3 separate regions of the Mus musculus genome follow, and all the other regions are linked to region 2. The links are chromatin loops, found by intact Hi-C in ENCODE. Cell type or tissue: left cerebral cortex. All regions are shown on one strand. Each heading gives the region's core, and the rest is flanking DNA. Links, peaks and the distances in the headings are about the cores only.

Region 1 (10,248 bases), core at 2,223-7,222, 140 kb before region 2:
TACCCTGTGACTTAGTGGATGAATGTCTTGGCAACTGGTTTTCCTTTGCTCCAGACCACTCTCTAGATTCCCACACACTCCTTGCTGAGGTCCTGGGAAATGTGGAAAGTTATTCTTCGGCATCGTGGCAAAGCAACAGTTGCTTTAATAAAATACACATCTTAGCATCAATTCCCGGTTGGCTCTGGTGCCGTAGATTCACAGCCCATGGACAAGATAAGAGAAGACTGCATAGGGCGTCTCTGTGCTAATTTCTGTGAATTTATACCTACTTAAAAAAAAATAAAATTTTAAATCAAAATTGAGATTCTTTCTTCTGAATGGGTAATAAAAGACTTAGCTTCACTCAGTCTGTGATATTAGGTACATCATGAAAAAGCATAAACTAAGAAAATATTCCTCTTTATTCTGTATTGGAAATGGTTCTGAGAACTTAAGTAGATTTGGAGCAAAAGCTCTTGTTAGCACTGCAAAGCCTCACATGTCTGCTCTGCCAATATCAATCAGTGTCCATCAGGTGAGGAGACAGCACTATATCTGTTGTATTTGTACCTAGTGATGCTGCACTTAGCCATTGTATCGTTTTAAATCAAATGTCTTTAGGGTAGTTCCCATATTTACATTTTATTTTCAAATTTTCAGTTATTGAGTCCAAAACACTTCAAGGAAGCAGAGGAGAGCACAGCTTCAACAGTCCTGGGGTTTTCACTGTAGAAAACACGACGATTGAGTTTCAGAAGGGTGCGGACAGACAAACCTTCAAGATTGCGGGACCCCTGATGGCTGATTTCATCTTCAAGGTAGATGGACCGTCTTCGGAGCATCCTGTTTAGGCATAGCAAGGGAAACACAGTGGGTCTTCCTGGGTTTCCATCTGAACAGGCCATTCCCAAAAACTGTTCCCCTCTCTCAAGTAGAGTCTCTAAGAATTAAGAATTAATTTTCATTCTTCCAGGGGGAGATAACTTCATATTCATCACCCCCACGTGCCATGCTCAGTTTAAGTCCATATGGAGGTTGGTGGAGATGGGGATTAGCTAAGCATGCCATCCTGGGGAAGAAAAGGAGAGGACAGAGGGCTATTCTTTGACTTCCTTTGACAGGAGCTGTCCCTCCCATCCTCAGCCCTGCCAGTGTGTTGTACTGCAGCCGCTGATTCAAAATCAGGGTCACAGGTGATGACAATCTCTGCACTAGCATCTGCTCAAACTGTTTCTTCCTGAGCCCTGAGCCTGCTTCTCTCTCTAGGTAGAGTTGAGCCATCTTTCCTTGTACAAAGGAACGAAGTGTAGATATAGAAGAAAATGAACAAGGAATGAAAAAAAAAAAAAGAAAGATCATTCAGTGAGAGTCTTCCCTCCATTTCCAGAAAAATCATTCAGAATATAGTAGAAGAATGAAAATTACCTTGACAGTCAATTATACCTTTATGAAGGAAAATGATGCTCATTACTCTTCTGGTTGCTATAACAACAAAATCCCGGACACAGAGGAATGTAAGGGAGGGGAGAAGGAAGGCTTTGCTTTGGCTCACAGATGAAGGGTCTAGCCTATCATGGTGGCCAAACCATGGTGGTGGGAGCATGTTGTAGCTGGCCACCTCTGCAGTCAGGAAGTAGAGAGAGAGTCAGGACCCAGAGAGGCTGACATCCAGATGGGTCAACCCAGACTAGACACTCCTTCACAAACACATCCAGAGGCTTTCCTCTGGGATGGTTTTAGAGCTTTTCCATATTAAGCATCACAAAAGACCCCTGAAACCTTAAAAATAAAACCAACTATTTTTTATGTGTTTTTATTTAATATGTGTTTAACATATTAAATTGACAAGGAATGCTCTATTGAGACATTGGTTGTACTTGCTACCAGAGAGACATGGGGCACTTTGACTAAATCTGTGAGCTCATCTGAATCCCTCGGGTCCAACTTCAGCCTGCAGTGTGACCAGGCAAGGCTTTTAACTAGTGTGTGATTGGTTAGTGCTAATTGACAGAATCACTTGGTGGTGGGCTCCTGGGCTGGCCTATGTGAGGTTGCATTGATTATGTTAACTGAGGTAGGAGGACTGACCTACCCACCCAAGGTGTTCCTTGCCTGGGGTCCTGGACTGTGTGCATTGGGGAGTGAGCTGAGCAGACAGGCGCATTCCTTCACCCCTCTGCTTCCTGGCTGCGAATGTGATGCGAGCAAGCTTCGTGAAGCTGCAGCCTCCATGTCTTGCCCACTGTGACAGCTATGACAGACAGGTGGCACTCTGGAAGTGTGAGTCAAAGCAAACCCTTCCTCCCTTAAGTCACCTTTGCCCACGTTTCATCACAGCAGCAGGAACAGAAACGAATCTACAGTGATCAGTGCTGAAGAGACTTTTTAAAATATAAAAATATTACTTGTTGTGGTTTTTTTTTTTCTGCTGTAAAAATGGACGCGATTCGACAAGTAGCTGGCCTGCTCTATGCCAAGGAGGTTGACATCACTCTCTGGTTTGCCGTAGCCCACACCTTCTCCAGTTGCCACCCTCACGTTGCATTAAAGGAACAGGCATCTGCTGCTGTTCGTGCTGCTCCTGGTGTCTGCCATCTGCCTGGCTTCCATAGGCTTCTCTGAGTTCTGTGTGGGATCCAGAAGGAAATATACTTAGCTCTTTGGTCTGTTATTATAGAGTGATTTCTATGTTTCCCTTGCAGGGTTTCTGTGTGATTCTCTCTCATACACATGGACTCTGTATTTCCTCCTTTTAATTGCTAAGAATACCTGTAATCTCCTTTAATCAGTATAGGTATAATATGGGTAAGTATGGGATTGCCTGGAGAAGCGACCTACAAAGATTAGTATTCCAAGATATTGGTTACAGTATCGGCATGACTAGAACTTGAAGAGATCCTGTTGCTTCTCTGAACCAGATCATGCACACTCGGAAACTGTGGATTTCTTAGTGTGTGGGTACACGTGTGTGCTCATGTGTGCTTGGTGGGTCCACATGTGTGCTCAGGCTTGTGGCAGCCAGAAGTCCATGTCAGCCATTACTCCTTAGGAACTGTCTTTGTGTTTTGAAGACAGTCTCTCATTGCAACCCAGGACTCATTGATTAGGCTAGGCTGACTGTCCTGTGAATCTTGAGATTCTCCTGTCTTGTCTCGGGGGTGGGGGGGCTGGAATCACAAGTGTGTGCCAGTAGCCCCAGTTTTGCTTTAAATTCAGTCACTGGATTTCAGACTCGGGTCCATACATGGCAAGCACTCTACCAACTGAGCTGTCTTCCCAGCCAACAAACCAGTTCTGTGAGTTGTCTGTGTGTGTGTGTGTGTGTGTGTGTGTGTGTGTGTGTGTGTGCATTACTGGAGAGTATGTCAGAGAGGGAAACCACAGTCACCATTGCAGAGGAGACATGTGTTTTGGGAAGTGGCCTTAGGTTCATTTATAATATATGATTCTTAAAATAATTTTAATACTATGTATTCACATATCATTTGCACAAATAAAGATTATTTCCAACCTTCTTACCCAAATATGCACTCACCTTTTAGTAGACTGTCATGACAACATACCCCCCCCACACACACTCTGATTTAGCAATCCCCTGTCTCCTGCCTCTGAATCCTGGCTCTCTCAGACTGAATAAATAAACAGCTCTGGACTTCAGCTTCAGTGTCTGGAAAGCTTTCAGGCTCTGGAGACTGAAGGGGTTGTTTAAAAACATATTTATCAAAGAGGGCGTTACACACAACTAACTGTGTATAAACAGAGTGTCATTTCCATGCCTACAGCCGTGTTCCTCTGTGGCTGCGGTGTGCTCGGTAGAAGAGAATCTGGCAAAGTTGGAGACACTTGAAATGAAGCAAGAGTGACTCTGGGGTTGTTTCTCTCTGACTCAGGAGCTTGTCCAGATTATGTGTGTTTCTAGGAAATATTCTTTTCCATCGGTTATTTCTTTTTTTCTTCCAATTCTGGTTCAGAACATTGTAGTGTTGCCCAGCTGTGCTGTGGCTTGAGGTGAAGGATTCTGCTTACAACCGTCTTTTCTGGGATCACTACACAATCAAGCAACACTCCTTTGCTTAGAGGGAGGGGTAATGCTATGTGGGGTGACTGATGACTACCCCTCCCCCATGTCCCTACACCCCTCTAGTCGCTCTCCACAGAGGACATCTGGAATAAAGATGGCTTCCACCTAAGACTGAGCTCTGTGGCAGCAGGGCCCAGGGGCCACCTACTCTATGCTACTGCCAGCACAGTTATGGGGATACTGGGCTGTGCTTGTCTTCATCATTTATGTCATAGCTTTTATAAAGAGCAGGGCTTTTGGTAAGGGAAATGTTGGAAACTACTGTATTCTTACATTCTTACAGAAAAAAATCTGTTTTCTACTCTTTAAGAAACTTTTTCTTCATAGCTAGGTTGGTCCAGGAAGCCTTGCCTTTTTTCTTTCCGTGGGCTTCTTCTCACTCTATAATCTTGTTCTCCTGAATAATAGTTTCTCATGGTGGCTCCTGCCCCATCTCTGTTGCAATAGGGTGGTTTACCCTGGAGTATGAGGATTTTGCTCCTGCAATATGTGTACCTGGCCACCAGGCACAGTAGAGACTCTTGACCAAATCACTGCTGTTTCAGGCAATTGCTGACTGGTGAGCCAGGGCAATCGCTCTCAACCTTCCTAATGCTGTGACCCCTTAATACATGGCGACGCCCCACCATAAAAGTTTTCTCATTCCTACTTTGTAATTATACTTTTACACTGTTATGAATTGTAATGTAAATGTCTGTGTTTTCTGATGGTCTCAGGCAACCCTGTGAAAGGGGTCACAACACACAGGTTGAGAACTGCTGAGCTATAAGCTGAGCTCACTCAGAGGGAATTTACCTACCCTTGGCATCTTGACCTCTGTGCATAAATGTTTAGGACTATCGAGTCGGAGTATATTTCACTGAGATTACCTTATGAAATAAAATTTAACTACTTTAATGAAGATACGTGTTTCTGTGGTAGAAACCTCTCTGGGAGACATACGGAGAGAAAGGCACATTTGTCTTCTTTGTGGCCTGATGTTTTCCCTCTACAACCGGTTGTTGAGGCAGTCACTTTCATTCAGTTTAGATACTTTATGCTCCCGTGGGCGTATGTTTTCTGGTTGCTTTCCCCTAGCTTTCAAGCATGCAACCTGTCTTCAGGTTTCCCTGACCCAGCTCTGATAGTTTGTATGCCCTCTTCCCAGAGTCTTGCTAGAGAATTATGCTAGCTCCTCTGACTGCCTGGATTCCTTTCTGCTAGAGAACATACCATGGTCTCACCACACGGGGGCAGCAGAAGTGAAAGCCACAAATTCCCAAGTGCTTTAGGAACACAGGCAGGAGGCAGGGATGAGGGATGAGAGTTGGGGAGTGGCTTAGAGTCAGGACCTGCCTAGGGTTCCAGAGGTTGTATTAACAGAGTACGCAGAGATAGAATGTGCGGGAAAGAGAGGGACTCTCTTATCATTCTGGAGGCTTAATATGCAAAACTAAGGTGTTAGCGGGATTGGCTCTGTCTGAGGGCTGTGAGGGAGGACCTGCTTTGCGTCCCTCTCTCCTCCTTTATCATAGCTAAAGAATTCCTATTATCTTCCCTTCGTTCATGTCTGCCTCTGTAGCCAACCCTATTTCCATAAGAACACAAGCATATTGGGCCAGGGCCCAGCCAATTACTTTCATCTCAGCAACATGACATTTGCACAGACCCTGTGTCCAAGTCAGACCATATTCTGATGTTCTGCAGGCTAGGGCTTTAGTGTAGTTTCTTTTTCTTTGTTTGTTTCTATTTTATTTATTTGTTGTTGTTTTTCAAGACAGGGTTTCTCTGTTGTAGCTCTGGCTGTCCTAGAACTTGCTCTGTAGATGAGACTGGCCTCAAACTCACAGAGATCAACCTGCCTGTGCCTCTGCCTGTGCCTGTGCCTTGTGTCTCTGCCTCTACCCCTGCCCCTGCCCCTGCCCCTGCCCCTGTCTCCTGAGTGCTGGAGTTAAAGGCATATGTCAGCACTGCAAGGCCCCAGTGTTGTTTCTTATGGGACACAAGTCAATCCGAAATAGTGGTGACAGGAAAGGAATTTCAGTTTTTCTTCACTGCCCTCCATCCAAATCCCGTCCCCTCTTGAGTGTTTTCTGCTGATCATAAAGGTAGAGCTTTGTGAGAATCTGACATGCTCCTGTAATGTGGCCCCTGAGGGCCATTTCTTCATGCATTTCAAGCAGAGAGTGCTAATTCATTTCTGTAATCAGGCAACTGAGGCAGGAAGATAGCAAATTTGAGGCAAGCCTTGGCTATACAGTGAGATTTTTTTCCCCCAAATTAGTAAATCTGGGGCTAGTAAGATGGCTGGGCAGGTGCTTGCTTGCTACCAAGCCTGACAACCTGAATCCAATCTTTGGAACCTGCCATCTCCTTTGATCTTCACACAAGTGCTGTGGAACGAGTGCACACACACACACACACACACACACACACACACACACACGCACACACACAGAGGAGTAAATAGACAAGTGTCAAATAAATCTGCTTGAAAATCTTCTCATTGATATCAAAACTCATAGCTAAGTAATATATGTAAATATACACAACTATGAATGTTTTATATTAATAATTTTAGAAATTATTTCAAAGTGGCCAAGTCAGTAGCTGAACTTGAGTTTATTTCCCTAAAAAGCATGGGACACACTGCTGTAAGTGATCCTGAACCTTGCTCCCTTGTCATTCTCTATGTACTTGATTGTTGAAGTTGTCAGAGGTCATGTCTGCCCCTGGGGACTTGTTCAGGTGAGCGAGTGGCCAGGCTATTGTCGACAGAAGTACAGAGAGAACGCATTAACATTAGAACCATGACTGCTAAAGGTTATTGTTATTAATTTTTGTTAGTTTACTTTGAGCTTTTGTCTTTATAGTTAGGATTGATGGAGAGAGATGGTTCTAAATGGATTTAATTCTCAGAGCATTTCAGCATCAGAGCCAAAGACCATAGCTCTTCCTCTGTGGAATGATGAGAACACATCTTCTGCAGGTTAGGCTTAGATGTGAGCTGTGCAGAGCCTGTTCCCTATGCCTCTATGGGTGTAGGAAGGAGTTTTACAGAGGGTCAGATGGGAGGGGTGGACAGGGAGATTGTGATAACAAGCAGATGACAAGGAGAACCAATGGTGGGAAAAGGACTTTTACTATATTTCCCATGTAGAACCTCAAAATGAAAATGTTCATTTGGGTGGCTGCCTCCATCAGCACCAACCTGGGACTGCCACATCAGAACAAGACATCAGCTCATGAAGTGTTCAGTCTCAGACAGAGCCCAGGTAGAGCCCTGAGTCTCAGTTCACGGTGCTTTGGACAATGTCTAGAAAACGTCTACCCCACCATCCCCTCTTGAGTGTTTGCTGCTGATCATAAAGGCACTCAGCTCCACTAATGTCCAAGTCTTTTCTGTGGCATTTGCAGATTTCTTCTGCATCCCTTCCCAGGTACCTTAACCTATATCTGCAGCATGTATATCACTTCCCAGGTACCTTAACCTATATCTGCAGCATGTATATCCCCTCCCAGGTACCTTAACCTATATCTGAAGCATGTATATCCCCTCCCAGGCACCTTAACCTATATCTGCAGCATGTATATACCTTCCCAGGCACCTTAACCTATATCTGCAGCATGTATAGCCCTTCCCAGGTACCTTAACCTATATCTGCAGCATGTATATCCCTTCCCAGGCACCTTAACCTATATCTGCAGCATGTATATCCCTTCCCAGGCACCTTAACCTATATCTGCAGCATGTATATCCCTTCCCAGGCACCTTAACCTATATCTGCAGCATGTATAGCCCTTCCCAGGTACCTTAACTTATATCTGCAGCATGTATATCCCTTCCCAGGCACCTTAACCTATATCTGCAGCATGTATAGCCCTTCCCAGGCACCTTAACCTATATCTGCAGCATGTATATCCCTTCCCAGGCACCTTAACCTATATCTGCAGCATGTATATCCCTTCCCAGGCACCTTAACCTATATCTGCAGCATGTACCCAAACCTCACACTTGTTGTTGGAAAACAGATGGACTGGGTAATTTATAGGATCTAGTTTACTTAATAGAGTTTTGTCAAAGCTTATTACTAAAACAATTTTTTTAAATGAAGTGTATGTCTACAATGAAACATTGTTCATTTTTATTGTTTCTCTTTGACATATGAAGTAGGTTTTAATAATCACAGTTTATCAAGTTGGTATTTTTTGACTTAGTGATAAATTCATGGGGTCACTTGAGTTTCTTTTTTATCTTTATTACACTTTAATGTATTTATTGTCTGTGAAGAGAGGGCATGGTGGTTACATGTGTGTGCCATAGGGCAAGGGGAGGCCCAAGGACAATGTGCAGGGGTTATTTCTTTCCTTCTACCTGTGAGTCCCAGGGAGAGAACTCAGGCCTCCAGGCTTGCCACTTGCCACTTGCCTGCTGATCCATCGCTTTACCCCCATTTGAACTTCTTAAGTGAAGGGGCATGCTTTTTGTCCACTCTTTGCTTGTTTCTTTTGCTTTTTGTACCTGGGGGTGTTCTCAGGTTTGCTATGTAGCTATGAATAACCTCGACCTCCTCACCCTTCTGTGTCTACCTTTCAGCTGCCACCATAGCCTTTTGAGTCTCAGCCCCAAGAGCTCCTGAGTTCCACAGACACCTAAGAGACTGGCTAATATTTTCTCCCCGGTAGGTTCACGCTTTCAGTTTGAAGTGCAGTGAGGCAGAGGATTGGAATGGAAACCCCAGGGAACCGTATCCCCAAGAGCATTCTTTTATTATTATTATTACAATGCTTCTCAAGATACAAGACTAACCTTCTCTGCTAGTTACAACAATAGCCAAAACAAAATCAAGAAACTAACAGTGTTGCACAAAGTTCATCTTAGGCATGTTAATCTGCTTCTCCTTCAGTGCCACGGGTTAGGCAGATCTAGCTACTTAGAATGGAAGCGGGCATATGACTGTGAACAAGGAAGGTGGCAGCATCAAGTGCATTTGCATATACAGTGCTTGTTAGTTTTGTCCTTGGGCCCAGTTGGCAGTAAGTGATACCTGGTATATTTCTTGGGGCGATCTTCTCACCCCTATGGATGGGAAGAGTTTCTGGATTAAGGAGAAAAGCAGTTTATGAGGAGCAGATTAAAGGGAGGCAGATGGAGAGGTGTCCTTCTGTCCTATATTCATCTTCTCCTGAAACGGGATGCAGGGTATCAGATATGAGTGAATGACCTTGCCAAAAGAGTCGTAAGTCGGTAGACTGAGGAAGAAGCACAAACTGTTTTCTTGGAGAGTTGAAGAGTAACAGGCTATGGAAAAAAATAGTGCGGTTCCTGGCAGCCCTTGGCATCTCTTGGAGGCTACTAGAACTGGATTTTTTAAGTGTGCATGAGCCTACTGCAATCCTACTACTTAAAAGGAGGAGGTAGGAGGATTGTTAATTCGAGACTGACTTGGACCATAGCGTAAGTTCCAGGGGAGTCTGGGCTATAGATAGAATAAGACCTCTCAAAAACAGGATAGAGGAGGGGAGGGGAGGGGAGGGGAGGGGAGGGGAGGGGGAGGGGAGGGGAGGGGAGGAGAGGAGAGGGTTATTTATTGGTTTATTGTCTTGTTTTGGGGGTTTTGTTTCTAATCACCCTAAAAATGTCTCTGACATGTCTAAATACTAAATTTTAGTTGTGTGGATTATTTTTTTCTTAGTTTCACTTTTCTTTCTGTTCATATATGTTTTTACCTTTGTTTCCTTTTCTTCTCTGGGTTTACTTTGATGTTGCATCTTGAGTTTCTAGATTCACTTCAAGTTTTCTCCACTGTCAGTTTTCATATAGAAAGTTTCTCATCTGTTTGCAGTGTGGCTTAGCCTTTTTTACTGTCTGCTTGCAATGTGGGAGATCCATACTTACCAACTGTTTGCAGTGCGGCATGCCATCTCTATTGCCCATTTGAAATGTGGCATGTCCATCTTTATTGCCTGTGGTATGGAATGCCCGTGGTTCTGTCAGTGTCCTGGACAAGAAATGTTTGCCTCATCCAAGTTGTGGGCACACTTCTGTGCTTGTTTCATCTTTCACCTGCCCTTAGTTGTGTATATGTTGTGAAGTTCAGTTAGTATTGCTTTCCACATGGCCACCCCATTGGCAGGAGCCCGCCTAATCAAGTACCCTTGTGGTTTATCTACTGCTGTGTTAAAGTAACGTCTTCACCTTGCCG
Region 2 (10,248 bases), core at 3,245-8,244:
TATTTGAAAACACCCATTCAGCTATTTCACATAACCAGTGGAAAGAATATAAGCCTGATGTTCAACTGTGTTACTAAGGGAAGGAAAGAGGATAGTTCATGTCAAGATGGTCTGTTTGTAAATGAAGACTTCCATGAGTAAGCTTTTAAAAAATATTTAAATCATATAGGGATTCAGTGAAAAAATTAAAAGGATAGGCCATGAAATTGACAGTGCTCACGTTTTTAAGTGTGTTGCTAACAAAGGGAAAGTTCTCACTCCTGTCCTGCTGCGAGTAAGGCTTGGAGGAGGAGACCCTGTCAGTTGTCCTGGCCCTGTCTGTCAGGGGATGGGCATGTTTATTTTATTCTGAAGACCTGTTCTGAGAATAATCTGCTCATAGATCAGAGCTTTATCCTCCAATCTGCGACCCCTTTGACAAGCTTCTGTCTCCAAAACTACGTACATCACGATTCATAACAGTAGCAAAATTACAATTATGACATAGCAACAGAAATAAGTTTTTGGTTGGATGTCATGATTTGGTTCCACCACATGAGGACCATTACAGGATGGGAGCACTGTAAGGTTGAGAACCCTGATTCAGAGTATAAAAACAGTATGTCAGTTGACAATCTACTAATTCCATAGTTTTGCAGGTTGATCTGTAATTTGAATCAAGAGGACAGTTGCTGTTTTTTCTTTTCAACAACTCCAACACTCTCAGCTGAGTTTCAACTCATTATAGGAAGGACAGGGTGAAAGGACAATACTAACTGACAAAGTGACAAGTGTAACATATATCTTTGCTCAGTGATGTCCTTTGCTTTTCATATGCTTTGAGATACAGACAACTTAGGGGGCACATTTGGAGAAGAGTCTAGGGCTCCTAACTCCCATGAGCCAGTTTTATTTGTCTGTAACTGGGTTTTGCTAACAATATTGTTTTGATCAACAACAACAACAAAAATGTTCTTTTCTAACCACTGTGGCTAAGTATGACAATACAAGATGACAATTTTGTTGTAAAGGTAAAAGATGGCATTTTTAGGTTTGGAACCCTTTTGTTTTTACAATGACAGGTTACCTTTATAAGTTGGGACAGTGTCCAACTTTCCTTTTTTAACTTGTTGTCTTTCCACAGGCCGGACTTTTATCAAAGGCTGTACTTTGTAAGGATTAAAATCTCGCTTGTAGGTAGTACCAAGATCAATTTTCCCCTGTTTGGGTTTATATTCTTCAGGTATGTGGCGAGGCTGCTTGACTATTTCATAAGGGCGATAATCTGACCTGAAATATATACATGCATATATGTGAAACACAGCCTACTGGTTCTTCTGTTTTGATTATTTCAGCACTGAAATCTTCAATTTTGTCTAAAATGAACAATCTAAGGAGATATTAAAATGATACTAGTTGATTATTTGAAATAAACAATTGAATTCTTTTATAAGGTTCTATTCAATAACAAGTTAAAATGTGAAAATCCTAGTTTTTAAAAACTGAAATAACAGCTCTTCAATTTGATCTTAAGTGAATAAAATTCTCAAGTAGGTGGATTTTTAAATCTAATATAGAAAGAAATCTGAAGTGAAAAATTTTATGAGCTAAAAAAATTTGTCAATATTAGCTTTGTAGTCACTTTTCCAAAAGCCACATTCTCCTACATAGACTGTACTTAGGCATAGTTTCCTCCTATGAAAGTCACAATATCTTCCTGCTTATCGTCTAATTGATCACCAATTATGGCTCAGACAGATGTGAGTCTTTCTAAGATTTTGGATCTCTCAGAAGCCCTGACAATGCATGGGAATGAAATTATAATCTAGCCAGCTTGTATATTATATTCCATTATTATGATGGAGGTGGTACTTCTGGGGCTAAGACAGTCCCATGGAATGGAGAAAACCAGAGATCCAAGGCTAGTCGGATTGCCTAAATCCAAATCTTGGCTTTGTCATTTAGTAGATGCATAACCTTGGGTAACTTAGTTAACCTGTCTATTACCTAGTTTCCTTATAAAGATAGACAATCACACAATGTACATCATAGAGTTAAAGATACATACTGTCAATTTTGACAGTCATCTAACGGAGCTACAATTATTTTATTAAGATAAAGTTTTATACAAGTTCACAAGTTTCTTCCTGTATTATAGAAACATGCAGTATGGAATGATACTTATTCTTTATACTGCAGATAAACCACCCTTCTATTTTCTAGTTAATATGAGTCACCATGAATGACTCATATTAAGTACTAAGCTCCTGCTTTTAGGAATGTTGGGTACCTACTCTAGGTAGTGGATATTGTACAAGCTTTCTGAAAACAGAATGCCGAGAAAACAATGGATTTCCATCCTGCAGGTGGAGAGCACTAAAATGAATCCAATAACACTGGGAAGGTATTTCAGAAGTTATGAGACGGAAGTTTACCTGACCCCAAAAGATAAACAAAAAAGGTGGGATGGCAGAGACGATATTGGCAAAGGAAAATATTTAGATGATATTTATAGATTAGATGAGAAATATCCAGGGAAAGAGGGAGGGAGAATTCCAAACAGGGAAGATAAAGTAGAGAAGCAAGCAGGGTTTGATAATCTATGCAGTAACTATGGAAGGAATTAGGTCTATGCCTAATGATAGTTTAAATTATTTCAAATAGGATTATGATAAAATTAAATCTGTATGCTTTTAAAATTGCCATGGCAAGCAAAGTATTAGATACCAAACAGATGCAAAAACTAGAACACACACATATTTACATGCCCACACACATACACACAGACACACACACACAAATTAGGAAGCAGAGGCATTCTTCTACACAATCGTAATAATGCAAAGTACATAAACATGAGATATTTTAGTTAACTAAAAAAGTCAATACAACTTTTTTTTCTCTTTTCTTCTCTTTGCCAATGTAACTTAATATTTATCTTTCTGCTTTTCTCAAGTTGTGAACTAATTTCTTGTTTCTTAAATTAGTTAAACTTAAGTCAAATAACTAGTTAAATTTAAATAGTAAGAAAACCTTATTAATACCAGAGGAGTTGGACAAAAAATAAGGAAACAGTTTCTCAATATTTACTTAAATGTGGTTATTCCTTCCATTTTACCACGGTATGCTTGAAATCCTTGCTTTGGCTTAAGGCTCTGAGGTGGAAGAACACCGCCATATTTTGGATATTTTTCCAAATACTCCGTCGTGGGGCAAGATACGTCAGAATATTCATAAACCCTTGTGGTTCCATGTGGACAGCGATGCCGTCTGTACAAACAAATAAGCTGAAACATTATTTCCCTTTAAAACATCTTGTGTGGTCATTGCATGTTTAACAGGTCCCCAGTGACTTTAACACACCTTCTGAACCGTAGCGCAGCTTTCCCCCTCTGCACTGGTGTTTATAAAAACGATAAATCATAGTGAAGCCTTGCATAGCAAACTGAGTTGGCTCATAAGAGTTTAGCTACTTCTTATGCTACTGAAGCAGGAAAGCTAGAAAGTGAGCTTCCCAGATGCATGGCAAACAGGTTTTCTGCTTAGGTTTCACCTACAACAGATAGCAACATGTTACTTTGAATCATAGGATAGGTACAAAAGGAAGAAGGCAGAGCAGAGTCCATTTTTATTATTTATTTTTTGTGGGACACAGAATACAGTAGAGGCCAAGAGAGAGTGGAGCTGGGAGTTGTTGTGAAGCATCCTGGTTAGACAGCTCCTCTAGTCCTCCATGTCTAGGAAACTCTAAAGTCAGAAGACTCATGAGACTCAGCAATGTCTGCTGCAAAGGAGGTGCTGGAAAGTGCTGAAGTGATTTTGTCCTATGCAGGGTCCAAGATACTTGGAAAATCCAGGAGCAGAGTGCATAGGTCACGTACATATAAAAGTTCTGATAGAGCTGCGGTGATTAACAAAACACAAGTCAAAACTTTAGAATTTGTCAGTGTTTTTATTGTCCACAAAAGCAATGCATTCACAATATAACTTACCTAAGATTGTGGACAAGTATAAAACATAACAGTGCAGAGAAATTATAAAAGAAAGCAAAATCCTCCTAGTCTAACGTGTGCAATTTCCCTTCCGCTTTATACTTTTGCTGCCAGTTATAGCTGTTTACACTTGTTAAACTTCTCTGTCTTTTTGAAACAAACAAACAAACAACAAACAAACAAACCAACCAGCTCACAGAAATGATGAGATCAGACGTCCCTAATGGAAAATCAAAGGAATTAAATTTTAGTTCCCTAAGAGAGAAAAGATGGCATCATGGTTTGAATCTGAGATGTTCACATATTTTGAACCTTTGCTTTCCAGCTGATGGAAACACTCTGGAAGGCTTTTGGAAGCTGGCCTCTACCTGGAAATAAGTTGTAAACAGCAGCCCTTGGAAGATGAGAGCCTGGGTCTTGATTCCACAGGCTTTCTACCTCCTGGTCTGCCAGCATGTAAAAAGTCTTGCTTCGTGTTACATGAACAAGAACCCCACCATGTTTGACTGCCAGGGACTGCACCCTCTCAAACTGTATGCCCAAACAGACCTCCTCTCCTTCGCTGTTTTTACCACAGTGCTACCACAGTGGTGCAAATGTACCTAACAGATAGTCTTCAACAACAAATGAATATGGACAGATCTTCCATCTTTCCTTCCAACAGGAAAGGAGGCAAAAGATGAGAGGTGGTATGGGGAGGGATGATGGTGAAGAATCTTTGCCCCGTTTTGAGACAATGACTCATGAAGGTAGCCAAAGTTTAAAAACCATTGGCTGAGTGGAACTATGTATGTCATAGTAACTACCCATTTTGTCAAAGATTCTTGTACCTCAGTTATAAAACTGAAAGCAGCTAAGGCAGTGCTCTCGCTGCAACTAAGTGTTTGCAAGGGACATTTCGGCAGAAGTTATTAGCCATGCTTCAAAGCCTAAAGGGGATTCCTCTTACATTGGCAGTCCCCCCAGCTCTGTGGATGGTGATATTATTCTTGAAGAATGTAAAGTCCCTAATATAATGAATTTCCTGATGGGTGGATGGGAAAATAACTTAGTTTGTAGATAAATTCAGATTCAAATACATTTTTTTTCTTACATACAAGATTTTGCAGATTCAAGCCTTAAAAGTTATGTTTGCATCTGTTCAAACATACAAACAATGTTTATTACAAAAGGGGCTGAGAAACTGCTCTCAATCAATATGTGTTGTAGCTGGTTGCCCTTAGAAGGGGATTACAAGTACAAAGGGCTTGGCGTTACTCAGTTACTCTTATTCACTTATCAAAGGTGATCTAACCCCTGGGTAAACAGTAAGCTTGAGGATAGAGAAGAATGTGTTTACTGGTGATGTAAAGTTGTTAGGCAGGACTTACAAACCAAACCTGAGGTTTACGGTGAGGACTATTGCCATTTTTGTCTGTCAGAAAGGCCTCAGGAAAATGTTGCCTTGGCAGGAATAAAAATAGAGTTTAGAGGATGGAAGGTTCTGGGTGGCAAACGAAATACCATGGATACTGTTCTTTTAAGTTAACCAATAGAATCGGTGGGTGACTCCATCACTTACCAGCCATATTTGCTCATACTACTTAGCTGATCTGAACTGTATTTTAGCTTAAATCTCTGGATGGGAAGCCTCAGGGAATGCAAAGAAAATAAGTTTTGCCCAGGAGCTAGCCAAGCAGAGGAAATGGGCAGCATTTAGCAGAGCATAAGGTCGGGGGTGGGGGGTGGGGGGTGGGGGTGGAGTAGGGGTCTCCTCCGGTTCAGGCAAGGGAGTCCTTAGGGGGTGTGCGCGGCGGGGCTCGCGGCTCTGCGGACGCCACACCGGGCGGACGTTTCTTACCCGCAGGTGCAAATCTGGCACAGACACCAGTTCCTCATGCTCTGCGCTCCAGCGTCCCCCTCCGCAGGCTTAGGCTGGCACACTTCAGAGCAGCTACAGCGTCCGCCGTCGTCAAGGCGACCGCGGAACTCCAAGTTGAAGGGAAACGACGTGGCTTCCGGTGATGTTCTAGATGCGCGCGGGTCAGAGGTCACAGGCCCACAGGCCCCGCCCCCAGGCTCCTGCGACTTCCGGTCTGAGCTACCCCTGGAGTCTTAGGTGCGTGGGTGAGGTGCGGCGTGGAGCTGGTGAGTGGGGGGACTTGCTAGGGACGCCGGCGACCAGACGGTGACGGAGACCCGGGGGGGTCATGTCGATTGGGCTGGGCGAGGAGTGTCCCGAGCGGCTGCACTTTATAGGGACCCGGTACTCTCAGCGGCAGCGACTCCAGGAACCCAAGAGGAGGAAGGGCATGCAGACCTCGATTTGCTTCTTTTAATTGGAGAGAGGGGTAGAAGGTGTGTCGTGCACCTGGTGTGTTCCTAGGCACGTGATCCAAAAACTTTTAAGGACACTCAGTGCAGTCACAGGGCCGAAGTTCTCATGTCTGATAAAAGCCAGCAAGCTTGACAGAAAGGCAGACTTTTGGAGGGACTGAAGTAGGGAAGGGTGTGTGTGTGTGTGTGTGTGTGTGTGTGTGTGTGAGAGAGAGAGAGAGAGAGAGAGAGAGACTGACTGTCTGTCTCTGGTGTGTGTGTGTGTGTGTGTGTGTGTGTGTGTGTGTGTATGTATGTATGTATGTATGTATGTGAGTGTGAGTGTGACTTAGCCGGGCGCCTCTGCACCTGGCTCCCAACTGCGTGATTCATCGCATGGCAGATCCGGAAACTCCCAGCTCACCCCACAAGTACTGTCAGCAGGATGTGTGGACTTTACCATGGAACATGGGCCTAAAGGACTATATCCCCTCAGGGCCAGAAGGAAATAGATGTGGCTAAACATTCATTGGGTTCTCAGTTAAGGAATCTGAGGCGACTTGTCAGCATCAGCATCTCCCTCTCAGTTTGTCCATTTGGTTTTCGCTGTTGTGCACACCACCCCCACCCCCACCCCCACTAGATTTTGTACCATTTTTAATTTGCATTTAATGTTTAGTCCCAGGAAATAACCATGGTGCTCAGTGGTGTTGATAAGATGATTCGACTTCAGAAGAACACTGCCAACATTAGGAATATCTGTGTTCTGGCTCATGTTGACCACGGTAAGGCTTTTAGAATTGGGTTTTATTAACAAAGAGGAAATGTCTCTGTTTCATTGGAGCGGTGAGAGTGATGCTTGCTAAGGAGTTGTGTGTTGTGCCATGTCAGAGAAGCATGCTGTAGAACGTTTGAAATAAATGGATTAACGGGTGATTGGTGGTCTGCCCAGTATGTCATACAATGCTTTTGAATTTGGATTTTTGTTAAAATATGGAAAAGTTTCTTGAGATGGTAAAATGTCTGTGGTCTTGGTAGAATATATCTTCTATAAATTCTATTTAATTCATCCTATACTGAGCATTTGCTAAGTTGGCAGTGCTTTTTTAGATTTGTCAGGCCCTAGACATTTATGAGGCCAACCTGTCCAGCCAGAGAAGCTTTAGGGAGGAATCGGGGCTTCGTGGTGAGATGGGCTGGGGGTGGGGTGGGTGAGAGTTTTGAGACCTGGAGGATTGGGTAGCAAAGTGGTTAAAAAGAATTGTTAGACGTGCCCCTTGAGGGGCTGTGGGTGATAGGGGGGGGCAAGCAGTACAAATGGAGGTGTGGAGACAGGCAGAAGGAAGCGCGTGTGTCTAAGGTGGGGTTCAGCTGTCTGCTTTATCCTGAGACTACTCTTCATTTGAAACTCTTTCTTCTCATAGCAGCAGCTCAGCATTTAGAGTCCTGTTGAAGCCAAAGCTCCGTATCATTTTAAAGGCGAGGGAGACACAGGCAGGGTCCTGTCACAGACCTCACCATTCCTGTGTGACTCTAAGACAGGATCAAGCTCTCTAGCTCTGGTTAGACATCCGGAGCTCTGAGGTCTTTTCAAATTACTTTCCGTTTGAGTGTCAGTGTGTAGCCCATGTAAAAGGAGGATAAGGAGAATCTCTGCCAGTGGTGAAATAATAGTGAAATGGTCATTAACAGTTTTATTAGCGTGTTGGGAGTCATTAGGAAAAATATAGCAAGGGCAAAGTCCTCCAATTGTAGATGAGATTAGACTGGGAAAGGTGCTTGGCTGGGTTAAAAGGCAGGAAAGAGGCTTGGTGACTCTTGTCATTAACATGAGCTCTGAAGACAAGGAGAGAGGGTGGGTCACTTGTAGAAGATCCAGCTGACACTGAGTTTATATACAAATAAAGTGACTAGCCTGCCCATGGGTACATGTGTGCATGTTTGGAGGATATAAGATCTAGCCAAAGGTTTTACTTTGTTTCTTTATTAATTCTTTTTTTTTTCCCCTTTGAGAATTAAATAGCAGATTGACTAGTGTGTAATATATCAAGCATCAAACATTGTTGACCAAGGGATTCAGCCTTGCCTAATGATGCAAAGTCTCCCTTTTGGTGGTACATTGTAATGGATGTATGTTTGCCATGCTTAGAATGAATTCTGCTCTGTTGCACAGCAGGAAAGTGACTTTCTAGGATTTTTAACTCATTATTTAAGCTCTTCAGAGGTCCCATTGATTAGTCTCTGGTTTATGCTATTATACAGATTCCACAGATTATGTACATACAGACCACAAAAAGCTGTATTGTAGGGAAAATCCAACACTTGTTAGGCCCACTCAACTGTGGAAATTGCATATGCCCATATCATTCCTTAAACACGAGTACTGTTTATGATGCTTGAAATTGTGTTAACTCTGGCAGTATTCTAATAAAGGGAACTGTAAATGTGTACCTGATTATGCAAAGACTTCTTACAGTAGATTTCAGGTTTAGTTTTTAACTGGATTGCATTGGCTACCGCAGTGTAGCCCTCCACAGGCAACAACAGGAAAACACATTTTCTTATTAAATAAGTGCAACAGTTTAATTTGCTAATGTCAGCCAGGGTCACACACAGGTAAATACGACAGAAGACCACATGTTGTAGTTTCCTGGTGATGGTTTACCCAGAATGCCTTTCTGAGCTAAACACTATTACTGTACTTTTGCTTTCTGAGCTTTTAGAGTCTGTGTGGGATGGTTGGTAAGTTATAATAGTCTTGATTGATTTCTTAAAGCTAGCTAGATTATAGTAACAAATATAAACATTTTAAGAGATGGTTTGTATTTTGATCTCATAGTGGTTTCCCCATCAGTTACAAGTCTTACTAAGTTTTACTCTGTAAAGTCTGTCCCATCTTAAGAAAATTTCTGAGCTTAAAATTAATCAGACAACTTTTCAAGTGAGATTGGTGAGGTCTACAGGGAGATAATACAGCATTATTGAATGCTAACCCCTTTAAAACAAATGTATTGTAATTACTGTTGTTTAACAGGAAAAACTACTCTTGCTGATTGTCTTATATCCAGTAATGGAATCATCTCCAGCCGCCTGGCAGGCAAGGTATGTTGTTGGATTTGGTAAATGCTTATTGCATTTTCATGAGTATTAATTAGCTCTCTATAACATCATGATCCATTTGCTTTGTCCTTTAGTGATGTAAACATGTAGAAGGGACTGACAACCCATTAAGTTAATATAAAATAGATGTTGAGAAAAGCTCACTTCCATATTGCGTTCTGTTGCAGCTGTATTTATCCCATATTGGATAAATGCAGAAGTGACATGTGGCAAGTCAGCTGTTCCATGATCGCAAGTCTTCACGGGTGGATGTGTTTGCTGGTCTGAGAGCAAGGCAGAAAAGGCATTACTGATGGAAAGTGGGAAGAGTAAAGACCAGTTTCTGCGCGTTGTACTTGTTTGAGAGGAGCTTTTGCCTAGAGACCAGCAGAGAGTGTCAGTTACCTAAGATCTTGAAGATTGCCTCAGTAAGCTAAGAACCAAAGAAAGGCCTGCGGATCATGTTGAAGATACTGCTTTAGGGGCTGGTGAGATGGCCTAGTAGGGAAAAGTGCTTGCTGTGGGGCCTTATGTCCTCCTGCATTCGATTCTTGGGATCTACATGGTGGGGGAGACTGAGGCAGACCACTCCTACAAATTCTCCTCTGACCTCTGTGCTAGGTTTGCATGCGTACACACACACACACACACCCCACACCCCCACACACACCCCACACCCCCCTCACCCCCCCACACCCACCCCCCGACACACACCCCACACCCCCCTCACCCCCCCCCACACACCCCACACCCCCCTCACCCTCCATCCCCCCCCCACACACACCCACACACACCCCACATCCCCCCTCACCCCCCCACACCCCTCCACACCCACACACACCCACCCACACACCCACACACACACACCCACATACACACCCAC
Region 3 (10,248 bases), core at 1,822-6,821, 160 kb before region 2:
CTTCCCCAGAATCTGAAGACATTAAGCTCTACAGAAGAGCCTCCTTATAGATGACCCCAGTTCCAAACCTCTCCTGTTGGCTTTGCAACCCACTCTAAGAGGAATACAATGGGAGGCCTGGGTTCTGCTTTACTCTGCCAAAGATACAGTGTCAGGGACTCTGGCCTTTGTGGTTTCACATGAAACTGTGGCAGTGGGGAACACACACACACACACACACACACACACACTTCTTAAAGATATACAGTCTACATTTGTAGTGATATTGTTCAGTCCAATTGATCTGCTCAGATAGCTCTTTATTAATTCAAGGAAAGTTTTGCATGTTCAAAAAATACATTTTAAAAATGTTTTTATTCCACCCAATACCAGATAAGGCTCCTCTCTTCCCCCCTCTCCCTTCCCATTCACTTTCCCTCCCAGGTCTCTCCCTCCCTCCCCACTGTGATTGCTTTGAGGGCCTGCAGAAAGAATGAAAACAGGCAACTTCAGGAAATAGGAGGTTGGGAAATAGGAGAATGCACCAGAGACCTGGGAGGTAAGAGACTCTCAGGAATCAAAGGGAGGGACCTTAGATAAAATGCCTAACAGTAGGGAGAGGGAACTTATAGAGCCCACCTCCAGCAGGAAGACAGGGCATCAAATGAGGGAGGGGGTTGCCATCCCAAAGTCACATTTCTGACCCATAATTGTTCCTGTCTGAAAGAATTATAGGGATGGAAATGGAGAGAAGCCTGAGGAAAAGAAGGTCCAGCTATAAGGCCCAAAGTGGGATCCAGCTCAAGGGGAGGTCCCAAGGCCTGACACTATTACTGAGGCTATGGAGCACTCACGAAAAGGGACCTATCATGAATGACCTCAGAAAGACCCAACAAGCAGCTGAAAGAGTCAGAGGCAGATATTTGCACCCAACCAATAGACAGAAGCAGCTGATCCCTATTGTTGAATTAGGGAAAGGTGAAAAGAAGCTGAGGAGAAGGGTGATCCTGTAGGAGGACCAGCAGTCTCAACTAATCTGGACCCCTGAGATCTCTCAAACACTGGACCACCAAACAGACAGCATACACCAACTGTTATGAGGCCCCCAACACACATACAGTAGAGGACTTCCGGGTCTGTATTTATTCAGAGATGATGCACCTAACCCTCAAGAGACTGGAGGCCCCAGGGAGTTTAGAGGTTAGGTAGGGTTGGGGGTGAGGGCATCCACGTGGAGAAAGGGGCGTGGGGAGGAGGTGTGGGATGTGGAGTACCCGGAGGGTGGATGGAGGGGCAGGGAATGGAATAAAGAATGTAAAAAATAAATTAATTAAAAAAATTTAAAAAGAAATGAAAAAAATCTTTTTATTACATATGATTTGCTATATGCTTGTTATAAAAAGTCCAGATTATCCTGGCAAAGAAAACCAAAATGAGCAGCAGGCAATGTGATCAATCATAGTCTAAGCAACTAAGCAGTTATCACATTGGTGGGCCCTTCTTGGCAGAGGTGAAGTGGTTGAGTATGTAGTATATTTTCAATAATTTACATTATAAAGTTGGCATGTTTTCATCCACAAATTCTAACCAGGTCTGTTCTGTAACAGTATAAATACTGTTGATAGTTGCCTATATCCCAGGGGTTACTATGTATGTGTGTTCAACATTTGCATGATATATTGTGAGATTTCCATATAACAAGTACTTCCAAGAAGGGCACACACAATCAGGTGATATAACAATTTTTCTTGGGCTGGGGAGATGGCTCAACACATAAGTGTTTGCCCTGCCTGCAATCAAAAAGACTAGGTCTTGGATCCCCAAACCTCTTGTCAGTATCAAGTTGGTATGGTCACTCATCTATAATTTCATCATCATAGGGCCGGAAAGGGGATCCCTGGAGCAAACTAGCTAGCAAGCTTTGGGCTGGATTGAGAGACCCTGCCTCAAAGAAGAGTCACCTAGGAAGATTCCAGATAACAACCTTGACTCTCCATGTGCACATGCACACATGGGTGTGTCCCTATACCTGCAGAGATGAGTATACACATTCACACATATCACACACACACACATACACACACACACACACGAATAGGAAAAAAATAATCATACCTTGCTTTTATTTGCCAAGTTTTTTTTCCCAATTTTTGTTAGGTATTTTCTTCATTTACATTTCAAATCCTATCCCAAATCCCCTATACCCTCCCCACCCCCGCTCCCCTACCCACCCATTCCCACTTCTTGGCCCTGGTGTTCCCCTGTACTAGGGCATATAAAGTTTGCAAGACCAAGGGGCCTCTCTTCCCAATGATGGCCGACTAGGCCATCTTCTGCTACATATGCAGCTAGAGACACGAGCTCTGGGAGGTACTGGTTAGTTCATATTATTGTTCCACCTATAGGGTTGCAGACCCCATTAGCTCCTTGGGTACTTTCTCCTCCACTGGGGGCCCTGTGTTCTATCCAATAGCTGATTGTGAGCATCCACTTCTGTGTTTGCCAGGCACTGGCATAGCCTCACAAGGGACAGCTATATCAGGGTCCTTTCAGCAAAATCTTGCTGGCGTATGCAATAGTGTCTGGGTTTGGTGGCTGATTATGGGATGGATCCGCAGGTGGGGCAGTCTCTGGATGGTCCATCCTTTCGTCTCAACTCCAAACTTTGTCTCTGTACCTCTTTCCATGGGTGTTTTGTTCCCAATTCTAAGAAGGTATTTGCCGAGTTTTAATGTGTTGATTTTCTTAATTTTTCAGTACAAGTAGACTTTTCTAACTAATATGCTTAGTTCCTATAGATCTTGTACCTGGGTTCAATATTTATGCTGTGTTTGCACTGATGCCTCATTTATCCACTTATTATCCATTTATTTATTATTATTTATTATCCATTTAGATGTACCTACAGACCCTAAGCTGCACACATCACATTTTGACTCATAGACCAGTCTTTTCCTTCACTGTATTTAGTTTTTAAAATCTCTTATTCTTTTTATGTAGAAAACATTTTCTATGGTATTGAAGAGTTCATTTGAGTTGTCTTACAAAATCTTCAATGTTCTAGATGTGTCTGATTATTTTCTCTATTGTGATATACGTTGAAATTGTGTGTACATGTGTACATATTTGTGCTTGTATGTGAGTGTGTGCATGTATTTGTGTATGTATGTGTTAGTGTGTGTATGTGTATGTGCACATGTGTGAATATATGTGTGTTTGGTGTGTGTGTGAGTGTGTGCATGTATGTATGGGTATATGTGTGTTTGAGTGTATATGCCTGTGGTGTATGTGTGTGTGTGTGTGTTGGGATATATTTCCAACAGGCAACCAGGTAGCTGGCAGTTTTGTTCTCACCAACACACTCTACTTCAGCATAAAGAGACGAGAGCTCAAGGTCTTTGTCGGTCTTTCTCCGTAAGCACACAGCCATACATACATACCACCACCAACTCCCAGGAGTGCTCTGCACGTGGTTTCCCAGCTCTTCCATGGAAGGTTTTTGATAGTTGCTGAAGACCTCATGTAGCCTTGACATTAAACAAAGACTTCTGATTGTTTTGGTTAAACTCCCATGAGGAGGCTGTTTTCCCTGGGCAAGCTCAGGGTCAGATTCAGGCAGCTTAGTGAGTGGGCTCTTCCAGGAAACAACCACACAAGCCAAGTAATGCCCACTGGGAATTGGACTTTTGGGTGCTCCAAGCCCATTTCCACTCCTGCAGAGTCTGGCAAGTTGGTGGCCTCCACTAGGGCTATGAGGTTTTTTCTAAGGTTACTATGGGGGTTGAAAACAGGAAGATAGAAGTAAACAAGTTGATATCCTATTGTCTGTCCTTTCTTACCCCATGTTCTCTTAGAGCAATTACTGCCCAGACTTTTGGAAGCCCTGGGTTAATTTCCAGAGTTTTAGAAATGCTGATGGCTACAATTTTTACTCATAATCGCAATTGCTTTCATAAATCCTTACTTGTTGTTTGTTTGCTTTGTTGTTGTTTTATTTCTTCAAATTACTTGTCAAACAAGGCCAGGAGTTTCCTTCAGTCTCTTTGGAACCTTTTTTTGTTTTGTTTTTGTTTTTTGAGACAGGATCTCACTATGTTGGCCTGCCTGTCCTGGACCTTGCTCTGTAGACCAGACTGGCCTTGAGCTCACAGAGATCCACTTGCCTCTTCGTCCCCTAGTGCTGGGATTAAAAGGTGTGCATTACACTGTCTGGCTTCTTTGCAACCTTGTAAGGAGTAAGCACTCGCTCTGTTCTCCTTTCCTCTTGACAGTTGCCTGTTGAAGAAACTCGTCACTTATTGTCTGCTCTCGGTTCTTCACATTGCTTTTCAACCCTGTCTCCAAATAGCCTGTGCTTCCTTTGTTTTGTATCCAATTTGTGTGAAACAGGCGACTCCATCTGAAGATCTATGCTCAGGTCTACCAGAAAGAGTACCTTAGAGCTCACGCCTGTAGTTCCTACTGAATCATGCCAGGAAGGTCGCTGTGAGCATCATCTGTCTTGTCATATCCCACCTACTCTCACTTAGGAGCCCACATACTTCCTGTGAGAAAGGCACCCACTTCCAATCAGGCATCTGGCTCCCCTGCCTGGTGGTTTATATGGAAAGGCCCAACACGTGCGTTGCCCTTTTCTCTGTTTGCCAATGTTAGAACCGTAAACTGCTTCCCAGCATCCTCTACGTGTGGGAACTGGATTTTTCCAGCATTATTTCGCCTTGCTGCTTTCAGTGTATTTTGCATGACTAACTTTACTGTAATTGTCATTCTTCCTAATGTTCAGATTGTCAATGTTATTGCCTACCTGGGAACCCTTCTTGTTAACTCCAATTCCTTTCAACCCAACTCCAGAGCTTGCCTATAAGAGCTTCCTTGGGTTCTCCAAAAGACATTGCTGTGCTGTGATGGCATAGCGTTTATTTTCAGATTCAAACTGTAATTGGTCTTCTAAAAAGCCTCTTTTTCTGTAGTGGGTAGTGGTGTCTTCAGGCACAGCTTGATGGCCAGCAGGCTCACTGCTACTGGGTTAGCTTATGTTAGGTTTGTGTGTACTTATACCAATGCTTAATGCCAGCAATTAACATAATATGTGCTATATTTGCATAATACATGTCAAATAGCATTAAAATACATAAATATATTTAAATATATAATTAGATAACAAAATTCTAAAGCATTTTGTGTACTGTCAAAATACCCCTTGGACATAATTTTTCCTTTTATAACTGCAATATTTAAAGTTTTTTTCCCCAGAATATATTTGCATGTGCTATTATTTTCAAATTCCATGGTCAAGAACCTACAGGGAAAATTATGGTGATGATGATGTTTGCTTTGTCCCAACAGGAACAATTTTAGTGGCTCATCATTGAGCCTGCCCATGGCCTCGAATGCTCTTTATCAAATTAAGGATGATTCTTCTATTCCCGGTGTTAATAAGACTGGAATAAGCACCGTATGCTGAATTTTAGAAAATGCTTTTTATCTATAGGTATGATTAAAACCAAGCCTTTGAACCTCTGGTTTCCCAATTAATACATAAATCTCCCAGTCCTGAATCAACCATTCACTTGAGAACATCATTTCTTTTGTTCTTTTGAGAGAGTTCAGAACCAATTTGTTTTCTATTATTCAGTGTTTTTATCTATAACCTTTATCAAATGGGCTCATAGGCATCTGTTTTCCGGGTTGCCTCTTTTTAGTGAGGGTTTCAGAGTTACGTTGATCCTGAACGCATCCCTGAAAGCCGACATTCTTTCTGTCGTCTGGAACAGAGCTGTTTGCTTATGGGTTTTCAAAAACCTTCATAGCAAAAGTCTTTCACCCTCACTTTTTTTTTTTTTTTTGCTATTAACAGTTATTTCAGCTTTAGTCTTCCCAATTTAAATGTCAAGTTTAAGCAAAAGTGAATATCATACTGTGTATTATTTTAAAAGCACATTTTATTACAGAAAACTCAGAATGTATGAATCACATTCTCTACTCCCTAGCTTTCGGTCTCTCTCTGAGATGACTGTCACCAGTGGCTCAGTGGGAGCTCCCCTTCACATCTGAAGGACAGTGGGACTGAAGGGCCTTGCTGTTACTCACTCGTGAGCAGCCACACAGTCCTCTGCCTCACACTCTTATGGGTACACTCTTTGTCTTCCCATTCATACATAATATAGTGTAGCATATGCATGAAATAGAGTGTTGTATGTATTGCTGTGACTTACACACAATACTGAAAAACATTTCTAGTATAATATTATGAGATTATATCATAAGTAATATATATGCATACACATATATATATATATATATATATATATATATATATATATATATATGGCTACATGTGCATGTGTGCATAGGCATGTAGAGACCAGAGATAACTTCAAGTGCCATATACCTCTTTTGAGGCAGGCTCTCGTTGATCTAGAGCTCACCAATTAGGTTATACTACCTAACCACTGAGCCCCAGGCAGCCTCCCGTTCCTGCCTCCCCAGCTCTGGGATTATGAGCATGTCCTACCATGCCATACCTGGTATTTTTATGTGAGTGTTGAGGATTGAACCTAGGTCCTCATACTTGCAAGACAATCCTTTTCCTATGATTGAACCATTCCTCAAAGCCACCATCACCACTGTTTTAGTCATTTTTAAGCGTGAGGTTCAGGGAAGCCATCATCATTACCTATCTCTAGAACGTCCTATTACGTTTACAACACAAGTTCTCTACCCACTTAGCAAAACCTCTTGATTTCCCTCTTCTCCCAACACCCGAGTGGTAATGGTCCGACTTTGTGTTTGTGTGAACTTGGCTCTGTGTCCTTCTACAGTTGATTTCACTTGGTACAGTTTCCCCCTGGTCGGTCCATGAGAGCTTGTGTCAGAATGCCTTACCTGCAGGGACAGCATAGGTGCGGTTGTGTGGGTGCCACTTGCTGGCTACCGTGACAGTGCTGCTGAGAGTGTGGATGTGTAAATGCCCGTGTGAGTCCCTGCTCCCCGGTCTCGCAGGCATCCACCCAGAAGCAGAACCACTGCTCACCTGGTTGTTTCTAAGAGCAACTGCTGAGGTTTTAACCCGCGTGCTCACATGCCTCCGTCTTTCTTCAGCGCTCCAGCTTTCATTACGTTTGTCTTGCGTTCTTTTCTAGAGGAAGAAAATGTGATTGCCGTTCCCTTGGGAAGTCGAAGTGTGAGGATTACGGTGAAAGGACCTGCCCTGATCTGTAAGTAGAATTTCACCTTAGCATGTTACACAATTCCCTGACAGCAACGTCAGACAAACAAATGAAAATCCCCTTTACTAGTTCATGGTAGGGATTTCTGTCCACCATACTCAGAGTCCAGGAATATACAGTATGCTGTAGGAACTGTTTTTAATTGAAATGGAATTTTATCACTTCATCCCTCCCTCTCTTTTATACATTCAGTCCCTCCCAGATGTTCTCCCTCACCCCCAACTCTTCTTCTTTAATGTGTGTGTGTGTGTGTGAGTCCAGGTGGGCACACGTGCGTGAGCATACATGAATTATGAATTCATGAATTATGAACTATAAATTGTTCTGCTCCCCTAGTTTAGGGTGAAAAGGATACCAATTTGAGTTTAATGTCCTCATTAAAGAGAAAATCAAATTGTATGTCAAATATCTGTACAAGGATTAAAGAATCTTCAGAAGTTTGGGACTAAAAGAAAAAACAAATGAAATATTGACCTTTGACCTGGAAGGATAAGTTTTGCTGCTGATATATTATGGCTTCCAGCCCAGGTGTCAGTGAGAGCTAGTGAAGGTTTTGTGGGCTACAGAGAGTATCTATCAAAGAGCAAGGGAGTTGTTTCTTTGCCAATGTCAGATGACATTACCTTGGAGTTGTTGCTTAGGGTCTACAGAAGCTGGAGGTGTCCTGGTTTTCTTGCTCTGTGCCAAGGTACCCTTGTAGCCTCAGGCATACTTCCTTAGTTGTATACAGAAGACAGTAGGTCTCAGTCAGACTGGGCTGTGAGTTTGAAAAAGCTTACGGGGTTTAGAGGCTTATTTTTATTATTTTACATTCTGTGCATGTGAGGGGGTGTGTGCATGAGTTCCTAGGGGGGGGAGCGGCATCCAAGCCCCTGGAGCAGGACTTGCAGGCAGTTGTGAGCTGCCCAACAGGGCTTCTGGGAATGGAACTCAGGTCCTTAGCAAGAGCAGTACGTTCTCTTAACCACTGAGCCCTCTCTCTACCCTGATTGGTTGAATTTGGTTAGCTCTGCACATCCAGAACAATAGACACTACCAAGAAACCACACACAGTTAAGGTGGCTGAGTCAAATACTCTGCAGTTGAGTTTTTTCTAGGCCACCACTATAGATTTCTTTTTTAAAACCATAAGAATTTCTCAGGGCCAGAAGTGTCTCACATTTTTGATAATGTGTGGGTGGGTGTGTGGGTGTGCACATGTGTGTGTGTATGAATGTGTATGTATATGTTTGTATGTTTGTGTATATGTGTGTATATGCATATGTGTATATTTGTGTGTGGGTGTGTTTGTATGTGTGTGTATGTGTGACTATATGCATATATGTGAGTATGTGTATATGTGTGCATATGTGTGTGTGTATATATATATATATATATATATATATATATATATATGGGCATATGTGCATGTTTGTATGTGGGCATATGTGTATGTTTGTATGTGTGCATATGTGTGTGTGATGTGTATATATGGGTATTTTTGTATGTGTGTATATATATGTATGTGTAATGTATGTATATGTATATGTATATGTATATGTATATGTATATGTATATGTATATGTATATGTATGTGTGCACATGTGCATATTTGTATGTGTGTATATGTGTTTGTACGTGTATGTGTGCATGTGTGTGTGTTTGTGTGTGTGCATGCACACATGTGCACAGGAGTGGAAGTGCATGTTGAATCCAAAGGTGGATATCAGGTATCTTCCTTAATCACTCTGCACCTTACTCCTTGAGACAAGATCCCTCACTAAACCTGAAGATCATCAGATGGCTGCCTGGCTGCCCAGCAAGCCCCACAGATCTGCCTCTGTGCCTTGTCAGTGCTGGGATTGCAGGCACTTGCTGCTGCATCTGTTTTGTTTTTTAATTTTTTTATGGGGTCCAACTCAGGTCCTTATGCTTATGTGACAGGCAGTTTACTGCCTGAGCCACCACACCATACTTAACTCTGGAGGGGGAGAAATTCTCTATCCCTTATGATTTGCTTTAGTGACACAAGACTTTCTTTGAAATGCAGTATCAAAATGTTTTAGAACTCTGTTTTCTAAATGGTTTGAAAATCTTTAGTACTCTGTGGGGTCAGTTTTTCCTCCTTGTAAATTCAAATGTAACATCTAGAAACTAGCAAAAATCATTCTCATTAAATTCCATGACTCATCTCAGTATAAAATTGTGAGATATCATTTGAACTAAAGATCATAAAAGCATCAGGCATGGTGGTGCATGCCTGTAATCCCTAAGCACTTAGGAGATGGAGTCAGGAAGGTTGGGTGTTCAAGCCAGCCTTGCCTTTGCTGCAGGTTCCAGGACAGTTGGGTTATGTGAGACTCTGTCTCAAAAGAATCTCCTTACTTCATATATAGTTACATCAATAAATAACAAATAGGGAAAATGCTAAATATCCTTTATTTATATAAATATATAAGTATATTTATATAAATTTATATAAATATATATACATATCCTTTATCCATTATTCCCGCTAGCCTTCAAATGAAAATAGCAGCGATATCTATCAATAGTTAAACTAACAATAACATAATCAGGACATGTGGGATACTATTGACGCATGCCTTTAATCCCAGCACTCAGGAGGCAGAGGCAGGCAGATTTCTGAGTTCAAGGCCAGCCTGGTCTACAAAGTGAGTTCCAGGACAGCCAGGGCTACACAGAGAAACCCTGTTTCGAAAAACAAAAAAACAAACAAACAAAAAAAAAAAACAAAAAAACAAAAACAAAAAAAAAGGGAAGGAATTCTGATGGGTGCTACATTGTGGATGATCCTTGAAAATATTGACCCAGTGAAAGATGCCAGCTACAAAAAGCCCCATGTTACCTGAAATACCTAGACAAAGACAGCTACAGAGATGAAAAATAGATGGATTATTTCCTGGCAAACAGACCATAAAGAAAGAAACTGGGTGGGCTCTACATGTTAGCTAGAAATTAACAATTGTTTATTATTTATTTATGTAAAATGCATGGTTTGAGGGATTATTTTGAGACAGTCTCACATAGCCCAGACTGG

The links. Peaks named below come from ENCODE experiments on the same cell type or tissue, not always from the same donor. Only the 100,000 strongest peaks of a DNase experiment are listed, where the experiment ranks them.
Region 1: a loop joins it to region 2, with 2.5 times the contacts of the local background. A loop is called at or near these places in 2 of 42 quality-filtered maps.
Region 3: it touches region 2 in a loop (2.8-fold over the local background); 2 of 42 quality-filtered maps call a loop at or near these places.

Annotation. Positions count from the first base shown.
Region 1 is chr7:82,498,956-82,509,203 of GRCm38, forward strand. Adamtsl3 (ADAMTS-like 3) reads left to right here. Exons shown (of 30, transcript NM_001190374.1): 9 at 643-800. Among named protein-coding and RNA genes, the nearest start is that of Saxo2, 140 kb to the right of the region's middle. In left cerebral cortex, for the core only: CTCF peaks have their summits at 4,547 and 5,297 (motif pointing right); DNase peaks (open chromatin) are centred at 2,225, 2,534 and 5,300; H3K4me3 peaks cover 261 bases; H3K27ac peaks cover 516 bases.
Region 2 is chr7:82,642,581-82,652,828 of GRCm38, forward strand. Saxo2 (stabilizer of axonemal microtubules 2) reads right to left here and starts at 5,948. Exons shown (of 3, transcript NM_177894.4): 1 at 5,812-5,948; 2 at 1,067-1,269. The coding sequence starts at 5,849. It overlaps Efl1 (elongation factor like GTPase 1), which reads left to right and starts at 6,034. Exons shown (of 20, transcript NM_175317.3): 1 at 6,034-6,098; 2 at 6,946-7,051; 3 at 9,301-9,368. The coding sequence starts at 6,961. In left cerebral cortex, for the core only: no CTCF peak of the experiment used is centred there; DNase peaks (open chromatin) are centred at 5,983 and 6,633; H3K4me3 peaks cover 2,086 bases; H3K27ac peaks cover 379 bases.
Region 3 is chr7:82,486,216-82,496,463 of GRCm38, forward strand. It overlaps Adamtsl3 (ADAMTS-like 3), which reads left to right. Exons shown (of 30, transcript NM_001190374.1): 8 at 7,122-7,196. Among named protein-coding and RNA genes, the nearest start is that of Adamtsl3, 160 kb to the left of the region's middle. In left cerebral cortex, for the core only: no CTCF peak of the experiment used is centred there; a DNase peak (open chromatin) is centred at 4,541.